Regions from separate parts of the Homo sapiens genome. Here regions 2 and 3 are each linked to region 1. Evidence: chromatin loops called from intact Hi-C (ENCODE). Cell type or tissue: GM12878. All regions are shown on one strand. Links, peaks and the distances in the headings refer to the core of each region. The heading gives the core; the rest is flanking DNA.

What was found. Peaks named below come from ENCODE experiments on the same cell type or tissue, not always from the same donor. Only the 100,000 strongest peaks of a DNase experiment are listed, where the experiment ranks them.
Region 2: a loop joins it to region 1, with 3 times the contacts of the local background. A loop is called at or near these places in 1 of 110 quality-filtered maps.
Region 3: a loop joins it to region 1, with 3 times the contacts of the local background. A loop is called at or near these places in 1 of 110 quality-filtered maps.

The regions. Positions count from the first base shown.
Region 1 is chr4:146,270,816-146,275,815 of GRCh38, forward strand. All of the region lies in intron 10 of SLC10A7 (solute carrier family 10 member 7), which reads right to left. Among named protein-coding and RNA genes, the nearest start is that of REELD1, 59 kb to the left of the region's middle. RefSeq lists an enhancer at 2,726-2,935. In GM12878, for the core only: no CTCF peak of the experiment used is centred there; DNase peaks (open chromatin) are centred at 786, 2,626, 2,976, 4,682 and 2 weaker places; H3K4me3 peaks cover 1,657 bases; H3K27ac peaks cover 5,000 bases.
Region 2 is chr4:146,038,629-146,046,106 of GRCh38, forward strand. No RefSeq gene overlaps it. Among named protein-coding and RNA genes, the nearest start is that of LINC01095, 80 kb to the right of the region's middle. In GM12878, for the core only: no CTCF peak of the experiment used is centred there; no DNase peak of the experiment used is centred there; H3K27ac peaks cover 525 bases.
Region 3 is chr4:145,806,137-145,811,136 of GRCh38, forward strand. The region is part of intron 8 of ZNF827 (zinc finger protein 827); the gene reads right to left. Among named protein-coding and RNA genes, the nearest start is that of C4orf51, 130 kb to the left of the region's middle. RefSeq lists enhancers at 1,201-1,420, 1,848-3,047, 2,277-2,466. In GM12878, for the core only: no CTCF peak of the experiment used is centred there; DNase peaks (open chromatin) are centred at 1,273, 2,025 and 2,375; H3K4me3 peaks cover 1,557 bases; H3K27ac peaks cover 4,105 bases.

The sequences.
Region 1 (5,000 bases), core at 1-5,000:
TAAAGATTACATGCATTAATAAGGCAAATTAAGTGCCTAATGCAGTGCCTAGCACATGGGCGGTACCAAATAACTGCCAGACTCTTCTTCTAATACTTCAAAGTGTCTTCACATCTGCTTTGTGATTTAATGTTCACTTCAACCTTGTGGGATAGGAGAAGAATACGGGCTTGCAAGTTTGGGTGTCTATAGGTCTGGCTGATTTAGACTTTCATATCATTTCATTATTAAAATAATTCCATATCCTCTCTGTCCTCTGGAGAATCTCAGGTTCTCAGTCCGTGGAGCTCTTTTCTCTACACATTCCCTTAGTGATCTCATCCAATCTGATAGTCTAAAATAACATCCATAGCCTGCAAACTTCAGCCTGGATCAGGATTCCAGACTCCACTGGATGTCAAAAAGACATATCAAACTTCACATGTGCAAATCCAAACTCTTGATCTGTTCCCACATGACTTTCAACCACTAACATCTGCTCCTCTGCAGTCTTCCCTAAGCCAGTAAATGGATCCTTACACCCCTCAGGCCAAACATCTTGAATTCCTTTCTTTTACCTACATATCCAATTCACCAGCAATTCCTATTAGTTCTGTGTTCAAAATGGATCTCAAATCCAAAGCTTCTCAACTCTTCCACCCCTATTACCTTTGACCAAACCACCCTAAACTCTTGTCTGGATAAAAGCCTCTCTCTTGAGTCTTCCTTTCTCACTGCCACACCTTCCCACAAAACCCCAGTCTACTTTTAACAGAACAACCATAGGGATCCTTTCAAAGTAGAAGTGAGATCTTGTCCCTCATCAATTCAAAACCCCCAATGGCTTCCCCTCTCATTCTGAGTAAGAGGCAAGTCCCTACAATGGCCAATAAGGCCTAACACAATATTATTGGCCCCTCTCCCATTACCATTCCCCGGTCTCCTATCTCTCACTCATTCTGCTCCCAAGGTGAGCTTCCTCCTCCTTCCTCCAACATGCCAAGCGCACTGCTGCCTCAGGTCTTTGCCTTCACTGTTCCTTCTCCTTGGAATCTCCTTCCCCGAAATATCCACAGGCTTGCTCCCTATTTCCTTCAGGTATTTTGACCCAATGTGCCCTTTAAGGCTGAAACCTTCTCATCTCCACCCTGGCATTCCTGATTCTCCTTTCTGGTTTTCTTTTTCTCCATTGCTTACCACCATCTGATGTCCTGTATATTCAAGTGTCTGCTTATTCCCACTAGAAATTTTGGAAGCTAGATGAGGGCAAGAACTTTTTTGGTGTTTTGTTCACTGCTGTCCCCCTACAGCCTAGAGCAGGGCACATAGTAAGTACCAAATAAACACTTGCTGAATGAATGAATGGATGATGTAGATTATGTTTTAAAAGCATCTTTTCATTGGCACTGTATAGAGCAAACTTGTAGCAAAGGCAGCCCTGGGAAGTGTCACAGCTACAATTTCATTAACATGCTCAGCTTCGGTACAGATGACATTCCAAATCAGCTGGCTTCCTGGGGCCCAGGAATCTTTTGAGTTGTGTCCAATTTTATATCTCCTCCTGCCCCTAGGGTAACTTGTCAAAAACCTACTGGGTACCCCATAGCTTGAAAAAGTGGGTAGCTAACTTTAATTTCTGGCTGGAGTTGTTTGGATGGGGCTGTAAATGGGGACATACAAGGGGAAACTGTTACCCTTGCTTTGCAGCTGTAGGCTCATGTATTCTTTACTGCAAAGAAGCATGGAGCGGGCTGTCATTAAAGACACTCAACCTGGTTTCTAGTGTCTGGTTCAATTAAGAGAACTTCTAGGAAGAGACATGACCAAATAAATAATTGGAGAGATGCAACTCTGAAAGGACAATTGTTTTTTATCGATCTCTGTTTGCAAGTTGAAATTGAGAGATACAAACTTTAAGTGGATGGGCTCTCCTGGGTGAGAGTCTTCACTTCAAACGCAGTAAATGAGTGTTGTTTTGTGATGCACATTTTAGTACTGCTAGAGGTAAACTTTCTAAATATTAATAATAATAATAAACAAATCCCTCTGCAACTGACAGCGAGTGCACAGATGAACAGGGATTTCCAGGAAACAGGCTGTTCTGGTCTTCTGGATGTGGCAAAGTCTTCATCAGAAGGGACAAGCTCCAGAACAACAGAAAGTGTGCCCCTCATTACTTTGGAATTCCCCTTTCAGGAGCACTGAGGGCATGTGAGTTGATTTTTAATGGGTAAAATTAATCTCTTTAGAGCCATCTCTATTATAAGGTATTTTTTAGTTTGAAATTAATAGGAAACTATGGAATTAAAAGCTTCTAATGCTAAGAGCTGTCATTAGGAAGCGCAGTGACAAGGATTCAATATACTGTGAGGTGCCACTGTACAATATGTGGGATTTTTCATGTCTCCTTGCCATTGAGCTGTAGGTGACAACTGCAGGTAGAGCTTAGCTAGAATGAAGCTGACACATGCAAGCACTTGGCCCCTCTTGTTCCTGCTCCATCACTCAGGCTGAGCAAGCATCAGATAGCTAACACGCCACTCATAGGTACATCTAGAGGGCTGGGTGGTGTGATGGAAAGGACGTGGGCTTTGAAATTAGAGACCTGAGTTTAAATCCTCACTGTACCACCCACCAGCTATATAAGCAGATGATCTTACCCTAACCCCCCTCAGTTTCCACATCTGACTCAAATGAGGTTAAAATAACTATCTCGAAGGGTGGTTAGAGGTTTCAAGTGAGACAGTGTATGGGAAGTACCTAGTATAGTACCTGGCATAGAGTGAGCATCCCCAAAATGATAGCTATTAGGATTATTATTGTTGCTGTTGTTGTTATTATTATTATAAGAAGTAGCATTATGAAATAGTATTATGGGGCTCAAATTTAGCAGTCTACCAGGACTGGCCAGGGAGGGGCTTGTCACTGAGATCATTCAGGATGAGGTGTGCAGCACTTCTAAAACACTGCAGATGGTGATGCTGTGGACTGCCCTGGGAACTGAAACTCCCTCCCGCCGATGCTGCCCAAACTCCCACTGGCCTCATCTGTTTACAAGCCCTGTATTCTTGGTAAGTGCTCATGATCATATTTGGTCTACTGCCCCTTTCAGAACACTGACTTCTGGGAAGCAGTGATTCCATCTCCTGTTCTTTGTTTTAAAAAAATCTTTCTACAGTAATAATTGTGTTGTAAGAGTTTTAAAAAAATCACCTAGGTCCCCTTTCATAAAGGGATTTATATAAGGATAACTTTCAAATGGCATTCTGAATTTATTTTAAATATGCTTCAGTTTTGCCCTCAGCTTGCCAGGAAGACATGATCTTAAAGAAAGCAAGCTGCTTCTGGAGGGAGTGCTAGGTATTTTGGGCACTAAATGGGTGGTTCTCTTTTGTTCAGATTATACTTTTTTTTTTTTTTTTTTTTTGAGACGGAGTCTCACTCTGTCACCCAGGCTGGAGTGCAGTGCCATGATCTTGGATCACTGCAACCTCTGCCTCCCGGGTTCAAGTGATTCTCTTGCCTCAGCTTCCCAAGTAGCTGGGATTACAGGTGCCTGCCACCCCGCCTGGCTAGTTTTTGTATTTTTAGTAGAGACAGGGTTTCACCATGTTGGCCAGGATGGTCTCAATCTCTTCACCTCAGGTGATCCACCAGCCTCCGCCCCCCAAAGTTCTGGGATTACAGGCATGAGCCACCGTGCCTGGCCTAGATTATACCTTATATTAATAAAATACTGGCATACTTTTACATCCAAATACTGTTGTTTAACCAGATTAATACAAATGAAACTCAAAAGGACATTCGAAGTTAGGCAAAATGTGGTAACCACAGCTACAAATTAGAAAAACTGGAGCCAGGTTTTTATCCTTCCTAGACAGGACCACAATATCATATATTGAAACCATGGAATGAGGAAGAAGGTGATTCCTGGAAATTAGGGTCCGGGCCTACTGCATTTGTTTTAAATGATTGCTTATTATTATACAATACTTAGTAGTATGTCATAAGTAGTTATGTCATAAGGATATTCTTTTGGCTGATGATGGAATATAAAGTATTTCAAAGTGGGGTATATTGTGGCCAGTCTTAAGTAAGAAAAACAACAACCAACCACCCAGAGTTGACTGAAACTGGTTCCTACTGTCATCAAAATGCACCTACACAAAACCTGACTGAATATTCTGCTAGATCAAAGCTTCCTAAGAATCTGGGTACATGAGCTAGCACATCTGAAACCTGAGAGGTGACTCTAGATGGCAATAATGAGTGGCTTTCAAACTTTAATGTGCATGATACCCTCTTTTGAAATATGTTACATGTGTCGGACATCAGGGTTTTATCCTTAAAATTCAGAATCAGTAGGCTTGAGCAAATCTGTTTTGTTTTTAAATTTTTATTTCTTTTAAGAAACAATGTGCTATAATTTTGAGGATCACTCTTTGAGAAATGCTGGTCTATGGTGTCCATCCAAAGGGCTCAAGATTCTAAAGCTACATACTTAAGCCCTTCAAAATCAGAATTACTGAATAGTAGAGCTAGAAGAGCCCCAGAGATCATCTAGTCTGAACTTTTCATAGCCAGTGGACCACAGGGTTGAGATGTTTCACAGCACAGGGCTCTTTCTGCAGAACTCTCACTACAGCTTAGCATGGTGGCTAATAGCTAGGCCTGGGCTTGATTTCTGGCTCTGCCACTTGGCATCATGTGACTTGGGCAAGTCATGGATCACTTGGGAACTTCCCTTATCTAGTGTGATTGTGGAAGTCATGTGAGCTGGTGCCCACAAAGTATTTATGGGAAGTGACCTACACCAAGCTGGTCATGTATAAGTTCTGGATTCTTTCCAGCAGATAAGGTATAAGCAGGAGATAAGGTATTCCAGCAGACAAGGCCAAAGGAAGTTTAAGGTAGGTGAAGCTTAGCTGTACTACTATAATTTTGCCAGCAGGTTTTAATGAAAGTAAGTTGTTGCCCCCATAGAAGTTTTTTTTTTTTTTTAAACTCAACATACACTAGTA
Region 2 (7,478 bases), core at 1,363-6,362, 230 kb before region 1:
GAGAATCAAACTGAGAACAACTATGGAACATTGTGCCTGATGCAATAATTTAATATGGAAACATATAAAAATGAGTTAGGTATCTCCAAGCCACAAGTATCTAAATGTATTACCACTTTGTTTCTGAGCAGAAATGAGCATACTTTTGAGTAAGATTAGAGGATGAGAAAAAATCATCTCCTATGCAGATAACACTCTGGGTAAGACACAGTGCTGAGTGGTTGACCTCAATAATTTGCCAAATAATGAAATTTCCCATTACGATCATTAGTCCTGAAGGACTTCTAGATACATACTCATTTTCTCTTAACTTCCAAATAAATTTTTGCTGATCATCTCCTAGGCGATAAGTGCTATGGGAGGTAAATAATTAAGCAGAAATGACTCAAATCCTATTCCTGCCTTCAGTGAGCTTTCCCTCAAGTCAACAGGGAGAACCATATGTCTACTCAAGTAGTTACAACGCAAGAAAAGTGTGTGAAGTATAATTAGTAAAAAGTTACAGAAATTTTCAAGTTACACTGTTGTGAGAGTTTGGAGAAAGGAAAGATTATATTTTAATTGGGTTAAGGCATTAAGTCATCCAGAAGGATTACTAAATTGACAAGGATTAGATCATTTAATGAATAAATCACTACCACCCATGATTATTGTTAGCAGTGGTTTCTAAACGTTTTTGATTTTATAAGCCAATAGTAAATAAAATTTTGAGCAGCAACTCAGAATTATGTATTATATTTATATTTTTGTCTTACACATGTGTTGCTGTATCAATATATTATATATATCAAACATACACAAAATAGGTATGCTTAAAGGATGTGCTAAATTTGAAATAAATAATATTTGAAAATACTTATTAATTTTTATTCATGGCATACTTTTTTTCTTTAAAAATGCCATTTTAAACCAGTGCAGTGTGGTTGAAGATCCTTCTTTTTTTTTGAAAATTGTAGTTTCACATTTGTGACACAGCAATTCAAAGGCCTGCTTTTCAGTTGTTTGTTTCTTATTAGTTTTAATGGCTGTCATAATTGCAAAAGACATGCCACAGACACAACATAAACACACCTAAAGTGAAATCTAGGTGTATGACTGTAGATACATTTCCGTATTCTGGTATTATTCTTGACATTTGCAGTTTGGTGAGAGCATCTTCTTGTTAGATCTAATTAGATTGTCATTGTCTTGTGAGTAGCGAAGAGACCTTGTCCAGGCACAAAGGTCAGCTTTGCCATTGTTCTGTTTGATGTTGCTTGCTTTAGTGAAATCTTTAATCAGAAGGCGTTTTCTCTTTTCTGTACTCTTTTAAAGTCATTTGTATATTTTGTGAGGGTTGGTTTACATAAATTAGATACTAGGATCTATACATCCCCTTAACCTGGCATAAACAAAAGACCATCTGTCGCAATACACTGGAAGAGCGGAAGTGGGAACTCCACAGTCAACACTTCCATGCTGTGAAGCTCCTGCTCCTCTGGAGAAGTGTCCCCTCCAATAAGTGAGGCCTGACCATCTGACATCTCCACCTAGCAATGGCACTGCTGTCACTTCATTTAGTGGATATTTGTAGTGCATATTTCCCTAATTTTTAAGATAACATTTTAAACGTTTGAATATTTTCTTCCCACACCACAATGATGATGTTGACAATCCTGCGAGGTGCACACTCACACCCTACTTTGGAGATCTTGGAACTAGACAATAGTTTATCCTTTCCACAGAGGGGCAGGGGACAGCAGGAGGGGCTAACACCCTAAGATGGAGCCCTAAGGTGGCACTTTTTCCCTGGCAAATACAATCCCAGGTATCTTAAAATCCAGGTAACCACTGTGTCACAACGACACCACTTTAATTTTTTGTTTTGGGACGCTTTTGATGAAATAATCATATTTACTTTGTTCTAGTCCCCAGGTATCTCTAAGTCCTCTTAAACCAGTGTTGGTAAATTCATGAGATGGATGGATTAGAGTCCTCTTCCCCCCATGTATCAATAGAGTAACACAGTACATTAGGCTTCTGTTTGTTAATCATCAACATTAGGGGCTTGATAAACAGTTTTAATACTAAATGCCAAATATCTGTGTTGGTAGATATGTCAACACATATGGGCCATATTGTTCTTTTCTTGCTTCTCAGACTCAAAATGAAACACTGCCCTCTCTAGGATTTCACTTATTCCAAGGACAGCCCCGTAGCTGGGTCTGTGTGGGGCTTGCCAGCACACAAAGTTCATTCCAACTCCTTCAGAGGCCAAAAGCCTTTGCATTTTGCTGTTTAATGCATGTCTTTGACCAGTCCCTGGACTCTGGCTGTGCCCTCAACTTTTCTTAACTACCTTAGGCAATGTCACATCCTTGAATTTCTGTTGGCCTGAGAATATGTGTGACATCCAAACTCCCAATTCCTCTCTGAGTTCAGTTAGACTAGCTGTGTGGCGTTTTCCAAATGGGCACAACACCTAGATCCATGTTATTAACCTTTTCTGGGTCACCTACTCCTTTGAGGATCTATGTGAAATCTAATCAGAAAAATAGTCAACCACATAAATTATGCATACAATTTCAAAGAGGGGGTAGTTTATATCCCTTCTGAAGTTCTTCTTAAACTAGAATTTTTTTTAAAACTAAATTTACTGAGTTGTCCTACAAACCCAATCATACTGAAACTGATTGTTTTTAGGTTTTTAATTTTTATGGCTGTTTTCTTTCTCTCTTTTTTAACGAGTTAGCTTTGAAGACTTATAAAATGTTTGTGGTATGTCTATTTATATTGCCTTGAACAGTTAAGGACTGTTTATTGTGGCATAATGTTGATCTTTAAATATATAGTTACAAAATCCCCCTCTTTATAATTTGGTTGTCACTGAAGCCTGTACACAGGCTTGTAGTTGCTTACCCCAATCAATTTCTCCCCTTCTTCCTCACTAAGAGAAACCTGATTTTGTTAGGGGAGGCAATGTACCATACTAAAAATCTACATTTCGTAGCCTGCCTTGTGGACAGAGGTGGCTATGTGGTTAGATTATTGCCAATGCTAATTTAAAATGCTTCTTAAAAGGGGTTGATTCCTTTTAAAGAGCCACAATGTGCTCTTTTGCACCCATTCTTTCTTCTTCTTCTTCTTCTTGCCCAGAACACAGGTGCCACAGCTGGAGCTCCTATGGCCATCTTGCAGCCATGAGACAACCCTGAGAATGGAAACCGTGTGTTCAGATGTCAGAACAGAGAGTTAGAAAAATACTGAGAAATGGATAAACCTGAAATCTCTAACAAGCCCTGGGTCTCCTTCCTCTTGACTCTTGGTCTTCAAGTTACATGAGAAAATTAAATCCTGATCTTGGTCAAATAAATAAATATGGTGTGTATACATGCACACATATATATACAGATACATATTCACATCCACACAGAGACATTTCTTAAGTAATGCAAATCTATACATGTATTTAAAAATATCTATGAACATTAAGTTGCAAACCCTCTCTCATAGGGAAACTGATAATTTCAACAAATTCAGTACACCCTTCTGAAAATAAGTTGTTAACCTATTTATATGGTATCATCAAAAACTATACATACTACTGTCTAACTTACAAATAGTACATTCTTTTGTTGTTGCTGGTAGTAAACTTTTAAACAAATTTATTATACTTTAAGTTCTAGGGTACATGTGCACAACGTGCAGGTTTTTTACATATATATACATGTGCCATGTTGGTTTGCTGCACCCATTAACTCGTCATTTACATTAGATATTTCTCCTAATGCTATCCCTCCCCCACTCCCCCACCCCATGACAGGCCCTGGTGTGTGATGTTCCCCACCCTGTGTCCAAGTGTTCTCATTGTTCAGTTCCCACCTATGAGTGAGAACATGTGGTGTTTGGTTTTCTGTCCTTGCGATAGTTTGCTCAGAATGATGGTTTCCAACTTCATCCAGGTCCCTACAAAGGACATGAATTCATCCTTTTTTATGGCTGCATAGTATTCCATGGTGTATATGTGCCACATTTTCTTAATCCAGTCTATAATTGATGGGCATTTGGGTTGGTTCCAAGTCTTTGCTATTGTGAATAGTGCTGCAATAAACATACGTGTGCATGTGTCTTTATAGCAGCATGATTTATAATCCTTTGGGTATATACCCAGTAACAGGATGGCTGGGTCAAATGGTATTTCTAGTTCTAGACCCTTGAGGAATCGCCACACTGTCTTCCACAATGGTTGAACTAGTTTACACTCTCACCAATAGTGTAAAAGCGTTCCTATTTCTCCACATCCTCTCCAGCACTTGTTGTTTCTTGAGGTTTTAGTGATCGCCATTCTAACTAGTGTGAGATGATATCTCATTGTGGTTTTGATTTGCATTTCTCTGATGACCAGTGATGATGAGCATTTTTTCATGTGTCTGTTGGCTGCATAAATGTCTTCTTTTGAAAAGTGTCCGTTCATATCCTTTGTTCACTTTTTGATGGAGTTGTTTGATTTTTTCTTGTAAATTTAAGTTCTTTGTAGATTCTGGCTATTAGCCCTTTGTCACATGGGTAGATTGCAAAAATTTTTTCCCATTCTGTAGCTTGCCTGTTCACTCTGATGGTAGTTTCTTTTGCTGTGCAAAAGCTCTTTAGTTTGATTAGATCCCATTTGTCTATTTTGGCTTTTATTGCCATTGCTTTTGGTGTTTTAGTCACGACGTCCTTGCCCATGCCTATGTCCTGAATGGTATGGCCTAGGTTTTCTTCTAGAGTTTTTATGGTTTTATGCCTAAGATTTAAGTCTTTAATCCATCTGGAATTAATTTTTGTGTAAGGTGTAAGGAAGGGATCCAGTTTCAGCTTTCTACATATGGTTAGCCAGTTTTCCCAGCACTATTTATTAAATAGGGAATCCTTTCCCCATTTCTTGTTTTTGTCAGGTTTGTCGAAGATGAGATGGTTGCAGATGTGTGGTGGTATTTCTGAGACTTCTGTTCTGTTCCATTGGTCTATATCTCTGTTTTGGTACCAGTACCATGCTGTTTGGGTTACTGTAGCCTTGTAGTGTAGTTTGAAATCAGGTAGAGTGATGCCTCCAGTTTTGTTCTTTTGGCTTAGGATTGTTTTGGCAATGTGGGCTCTTTTTTGGTTCCATATGAATTTTAAAGTAGTTTTTTTCAAATTCTGTGAAGAAAGTAATTGGTAGCTTGATAGGATGGCATTGAATCTACAAATAACCTTGGGCAGTATGGCTATTTTCACAATATTGATTCTTCCTATCCATGAGCATGGAATGTTCTTCCATTTGTTTGTGTCCTCTTTTATTTCATGGAGCAGTGGTTTGTTGTTCTCTTTGAAGAAGTCCTTCACATCCCTTGTAAGTTGGATTCCTAGGTATTTTATTCTCTTTGTAGCAATTGTGAATGGTAGTTTACTTATGATTTGGCTCTGTTCGTCTGTTATTGGTGTATATAAATGCTTGTGATTTTTGCACATTGATTTTGTATTCTGAGACTTTGCTGAAGTTGCTTATCAGCTTAAGGAGATTTTGGGCTGAGACGATGGGGTTTTCTAAATATACAATCATGTCATCTGCAAACAGGGACAATTTGACTTCCTCTTTTCCTAATTGAATACCTTTTATTTTTTTCTCTTGCCTGATTGCCCTGGCCAAAACTTCCAAAATTATGTTGAATAGAAGTGGTGAGAGAGGGCATCCCTGTCTTGTGCCAGTTTTCTAAGGGAATGCTTCCAGTTTTTGCCCATTCAGTATGATATTGGCTGTGGGTATGTCATAAATAGCTCTTATTGTTTTGAGATACGTCCCATCAATACCTAGTTTATTGAGAGTTTTTATCATGAAGTGCTGTTGAATTTTGTCAAAGGCCTTTTCTGCATCTATTGAGATAATCATGTGGTTTTTGTCTTTGATTCTGTTTATGTGATGGATTATGTTTATTGATTTGCTTATTGGTTTGCATTGAACCAGCCTTGCATCCCAGAGATGAAGCCAACTTGATCTTGGTGGATAAACTTTTTGATGTGCTGCTGGATTCGGTTTGCCAGTATTTTATTGAGGATTTTTGCATCAATGTTCATCAGGGATATTGGTCTAAAATTCTCTTTTTTTGTTGTGTCTCTACCAGGCTTTGGTATCAGGATGATGCTGGCCTCACAAAATGAGTTAGGGAGGATTCCCTCTTGTTCTATTGATTGGAATAGTTTCAGAAGAAATGATACCAGCTCCTCTTTGTACCTCTGGTAGAATTTGGCTGTAATCCGTCTGGTCCTGGACTTTTATTGTTGGTAGGCTATTAATTATTGCCTCAATTTCAGAGCCTGTTATTGGTCTGTTGGGAGATTCAACTTCTTCCTGGTTTAGTCTTGGGAGGGTGTATATATCCAGGAATTAATGCATTTCTTCTAGATTTTCTAGTTTATTTGCATAGAGGTGTTTGTAGTGTTCTCTGGTGGTAGTTTGTATTTCTATGGGATCGGTGGTGATATCCCTTTTATCATTTTTTATTATGTCTATTTGATTCTTCTCTCTTTTCTTCTTTATTAGTCTTGCTAGCAGTCTATCGATTTTGTTGATCTTTTCAAAAAACCAGCTCCTGGATTCATTGATTTTTGAAGGGTTTTTTTGTGTCTCTATCTCCTTCAGTTCTGCTCTGATCTTAGTTATTTCTTGCCTTCTGCTAGTTTTTTAATTTGTTTGCTCTTGCTTCTCTAGTTCTTTGAATTGTGATGTTAGGGTGTCAATTTTAGATCTTTCCTGCTTTCTCTTGTGGGCATTTGGTGTTACAAATTTCCCTCTACACCCTGCTTTAAGTGTGTTCCAGAGATTCTGGTATGTTGTGTCTTTGTTCTCATTGGTTTTAAAGAACATCTTTATTTCTGCCTTCATTTAGTTATTTACCCAGTAGTTATTCAGGAGCAGGTTGTTCAGTTTCCATACAGTTGTGCAGTTTTGAGTGAGTTTCTTAATCCTGAGTTCTAATTTGATTGCACTGTGGTCTGAGAGACAGTTTGTTGTGATTTCTATTCTTTTATATTTGCTGAGGAGTGCTTTACCTCCAACTATGTGGTCAATTTTGGAATAAGTGTGGTGTGGTGCTGAGAAGAATGTATATTCTGTTGATTTGGGGTGGAGAGTTCTGTAGATGTCTATTAGGTCTGATTAGTGCAGAGCTGAGTTAAAGTCCTGGATATCCTTGCTAACCTTCTGTCTCATTGATCTGTCTAATATTGACAGTGGTGTGTTAAAGTCTCCCATTATTATTGTGTGGGAGTCTAAGTCTTTTTGTAGGTCTCTAAGGACTTGCTTTATGAATCTGGATGCTCTTGTATTGGGTGCATATGTATTTAGGATAGTTAGCTCTTCTTGTTGTATTGATCCCTTCACCATTGTTTTATGGCCTTCTTTGTCTCTTTTGATCTTTGTTGGTTTAAAGTCTGTTTTATCAGAGACTAGGATTGCAACCCCTGCCTTTTTTTTTTTT
Region 3 (5,000 bases), core at 1-5,000, 460 kb before region 1:
AATAAATGAACTTTTTTTTTTTTTTTTTTTTTTGAAATAGGGTCTGGGTCTGTTGCCCAGGCTGGAGTGCAATGGTGCTATCTGGGCTCACTGCAACCTCTGCCTCCTGGGCTCAAACCATCCTCCCATCTCAGCCTCCCAAGTAACTGGGATCACAGGCACACTCCACCACGCCCAGCTACTTTTTTTTTGTATTTTTGGTAAAGATGGGGTTTCGCCATGTTGCCCAGGCTGGTCTCGAACTCCTGAGCTCAAGCAATACTCCTGCCTTGGCCTCCCAAAGTGCTGGGATTACAGGTGTGAGACATTGTGCTGGGCCATGAATGAATGAACTTTCTTTTCACCCCAGTGATATGCACACCTCACAATCTTCTCATACTGCTCATCAAATATTTAATGATACTCAGATCTTTTTTTTAATTTAATCCTCATTCTGCAACATCTCTGTATTCTTCGACACTGGCAGAGAAGAATGAAAATAATCTAAGGGGAAAGTTAAGGACAGGTTTGTCAGGAGCCACTGATATCCTTTTTCTAACTGAACTCCTTTGTTAGGAAATTAAACAGATATAACAGAAATTAGAATGCTTATTATACATTTTGATATAACGACTGAAAATACCCTCCCACGGCAGCTATTATTTTATTAATTATACCTAAGTCACTGATACTTATGAGACCAATGATGCAATGAGACAGTACAACAGACTGTCCCATTGAACACTCTATTTTCAACAACCAAGATAGAGAAAATGGCGTGCAGTTCTTCTATCACACCTGGTGCCCTAAGATTAATTTAATTCATGAATCTCCCTTGCAAGGTTAAAAATAAGTAACCACCCTCAAACTTCAATCATTCCTTGAGTAAGCTTCGTGAACCTCCAAATGGAAATGACTGTGATCATAGTCGTATTTCATACAAGGATTTCACATCTTTATTAATAACTTACAGGATGTGTAACTTTAACGTTTCTGAAATGACTCTGCCAAAATTTGTTGGAATTTCACCTTCTGGGGAGTCTTTTCCTGACCACTGTTGTTTACACAAGATTGTTGTACAAGATGTTTAGCAGTCTCTGACAAAGACCTATCCTGTGTATAACCATAATTATTAAGCTTACGGCCTATTAACTCAGAGCACCATGAATCTTACCTTTGTTCCTTAACATCTTACTCCCTCTAAACATTTAATTTTTCTTTATAGAAGTGTTTCATGCTCATTATAGAAAACTAGAAGAAGAGAGACAAGGTGGTGGTAGGGGGAAACAAAACTAAAACCCTCAATCAGAGTTCCCATCATCACCCAAAGATAACTTTCATTTTTCTTTTTCATGTCCCAGTGCTTTTTTTTTTTGAGACATAGTCTCGCTCTGTCGCCCAGGCTGGAGTGCAGTGGCGCCATCTCAGCTCACTGCAACCAACGCCTCCTGGGTTCAAGCAGTTCTCTGCCTCAGCCTCCCAAATAGCTGGGATTACAGGCGCCCACCACCACGCCCAGCTAATTTTTGTATTTTTAGTAGAGATGGGGTTTCACCATCTTGGCCAGGCTGGTCTTGAACTCCTGACCTCGTGATTCGCCCGCCTTGGCCTCCCAAAGTGCTGGGATTACAGGCGTGAGCCACTGTGCCAGGCTGCTTTAAAAAAAAAAAACAAAAAACAAAAACAAAAAAAAAACAAAAAACAAAAAACATTAATTACTATGAAAGGCATGGCAAGTCTTAGTATGACACCAGTGATGATATTTTTAAAATAACACATTTTCGAGTGATAAAAGTAACAGTTGGGAGATAGACCAGAGTGCTTTAAAAATTAACATTTTCATAAAAATGAAAAACAATTTGACCAAAAATTGTGTCAGAAATAACTTTCACATACCGAAAGCTTGCCTACATGTTAAAAGCATTTGCAAGAGTACACATTTTTTTTTTTTTCCTGAGTAAACTTTCCCCTTGTTTTTCTGTGGGTGCAAGTGACTATACAGTACATAGAAAATTAGTGAGCAAAAAAAAAATAATTAGGATGAGTCACCTTACCTTTTAAGTCATCTTGCCACAAAATGGTTACCTACAATCCACATAACCAATTAATTCCTGCCTCCATACTCTAACAAAGACAGCCAGAATTTGGATCTAATCTTTTTTTATAAATCATTCTACCTCCAGGCTATCCCACTCCCTCATTATCCTGTTTCCTGGCCTCTTTCCCATTCCTATAATACAGCTGATTTCCCTGATAACCTCAGCACAGGCCCCTTTCCCAGGACCCTCCCCCATCATGAATCTTTCAAGCCTAATTCCATTGAAGTTAAAAAAGAAGCAACTCATTTGAGTGACTCATTCCTAGATACTTAGGGCGGAGAAACTAGATTCTGCAGCTGGATGAGTCATTTTGACTGGAAAGCCCCGATAGGAAAGAGGTTCTGTAGAGTGCATACAACAGAGGATGGGGAAATTATGAAGGTAGTAGGTACAGATAAACGCAGAACATTCAAATAGTGTTCCTTAGTCTGAAGCACTTTGATACCTTAAAGAGGAGTTCTACTTTGCAAATACCACTTTACAAGATTTTTTCCCAACATTTTCATTGAAAATATCTCCATTTACTTTAGCTGCTTTTAGGTCTACCATTTTTCTGGAGTCACAGTTATGTATTTGCTTGTTTTTTAATTTTATTTTTTAGAGGCAGTGTCTCTCTGACACCAAGGCTGGAGTGCAGTGGCTTGATCTTATTAATAGCTCACTGCAGCCTTGAACTCCTGGCCTCAAGCAATCCTCCTGCTTCAGCCTCCCAAGTAGCTGGGACTACAGGTATACACGACCATACATGGCTAATTTTTAAATTTTTTGCAGAGGCGGGGTCTTGCTACATTGCCCAGGCTGGTCTTGAACTCCTGGCCTCAAACAATCCTCCTGCCTTGGCTTCCCAAAGCATTGGGATTACAAGTGTGAGCCACTGTGCCCAGCCTAGCGTCATATTTAAATGTGGTTCTGCCAAAGTGGATTTTGTCCAAAGCTCCAGGAATATCCTCATGATAGAAACTTCCAGAGAGAGTTGGTGTCAAGCATTCAGTATGAGAATAGTATGAAAAGATATTTTCTCCTTTGTTCAAAATGAAACTAACTTATTGGTGTTTTCTGATTGAAACCACCTTTGCAAAGATGATGACAGTGAGAGAAGTCCAGCATGGCTGACTCCATTCTTGCTTCTGGCCTCACAGACTGGCTGCCTTTGCTTTTTCCTGGGCCTAGGGCAGGCTAACCATGGGGAGAATTTAGTTTATAATTTAACTTTGAAACAATGATGATAATAGTCCCTCCCTAAAACTAATGCCCTTCTGGCTCACAGACTGAAAACTAATAAAAGTCCACAAGACTAGGATTATGAGAAGGGTCTGAATTCTAAAATGAAGGTGTAGTTTCTATAATCCCTTACTGCTCAGGAGTCACGTGGCCAGAGGTCACAAGATGTGTCTTCCCCAGTTGCTTCTATAGATAACATCACTATTGTAGCATCTAAGATTGGTCTTTTGAGATGTTTTTCAGACAGCATTCTGGCAACTGACTGACCCCACCCAGACCCATGACTCAACCAGTCCTGTGGCCCCCATCCAGAGGTGGACTCAGCACATGAGGACCATTTTCTATACCCCTATGATTTCATCTCCAACCAATCAGCAGCACCCATTCCCTAGCCCCCTGCCCACCAAATTATCCATAAAAAACCTGGGCTCTGAGTTCCTGGGGAGACTCATCTGAGTGATAACTCCAGTCCTCCTGCTAGGCTGCCCTGCATTAATTAAACTCTTTACTGCAATAACAGGGTCTCAGTGAATTGGTTTTGTCTGTGCAGCAGGCAGGAAGGACCCATCAGGCAATTACATGATTATGAAAGTAACATATACTTCTTATAAAAATGGAAATTCATAAAATATAAGTATAAATTACTTGACATGCCAACTAAACTGAGGAAAAGCTAACATTTCTAGATTTATTCTTTCTGCTCTTTTTTTCCTGCATGCCCACCGTTTTACAAATCATGGAATCATACCATTCATGTGGATTTGTAACCTGCTTTATAGTTTCACAAACTGTATGAAAAACTCATTTAACTCTGGCTTCTGGTTAGGGGAGCTTACTGAAGGAAGACGGCTAGGAATTATTGCTTTATATTTTTAGCAGTTTACTTGATCTAGAGATTATTCATTATGGCTCCAAATTATTATATGAGTAAAGGCCAATTCTAAAAAAAAAAAGTGACTTGAACACAATGGTTTCCCACTTTACTTTTTTAACTTTTAGAAATTATAAGTGTAATGTAAATTGATGAAAAAAATAGAACAAAGGATATAAACTCAAAAATAAAAGAATGCCTCTCACTACTGTCCCCTTCTCCCAATCCCTGTCCTTTCCACTTGTCAGTGGTAATCACCAGTCACAGTTTAAGAAATTATCCATGCATATACAAGCTATTATGTACACATAAATGTACTGCCTCTTTTTTAAAACATAATGGGATCATGTCACGCATGTTGTCAGCAGCCAGTGTTTCCTTTTTTTATCTAACAATATGTCTTGGGCATTTTTTCAAAGAGATTCCTACAGATCTCCTTCATTCTTTTTTAATGGCTGTGGAGTTTCCCACTGAATATTCATGGTTTATTGAAAATGGTTTCCTACCTATGTGCATTTAGTTTGTTTTCAGGTCTTTATGCTGCAAAGTGTATTTTTGTCCATATCCCTTAAAGTTACTTGTTCAAGTCTATTTGTAGATTAAATTCCTAGAACGAGACATTGACGTCCAGCTCACAAACTAACATGGAGTGTTATACTTCTCTGCAACCAAGAGAACTCATTTCGCTTTTTTTTTTTTTTTTGAGTCAGGGTTTCACTCTGTTGCCCAGGCTGGAGTGCAGTGGCACAATCCTGGCTCACTGCAACCTCCGCCTCCTGGGTTCAAGTGATTCTCGTACCTCAGCCTCCTGAGTAGCTGGGATTACAGGC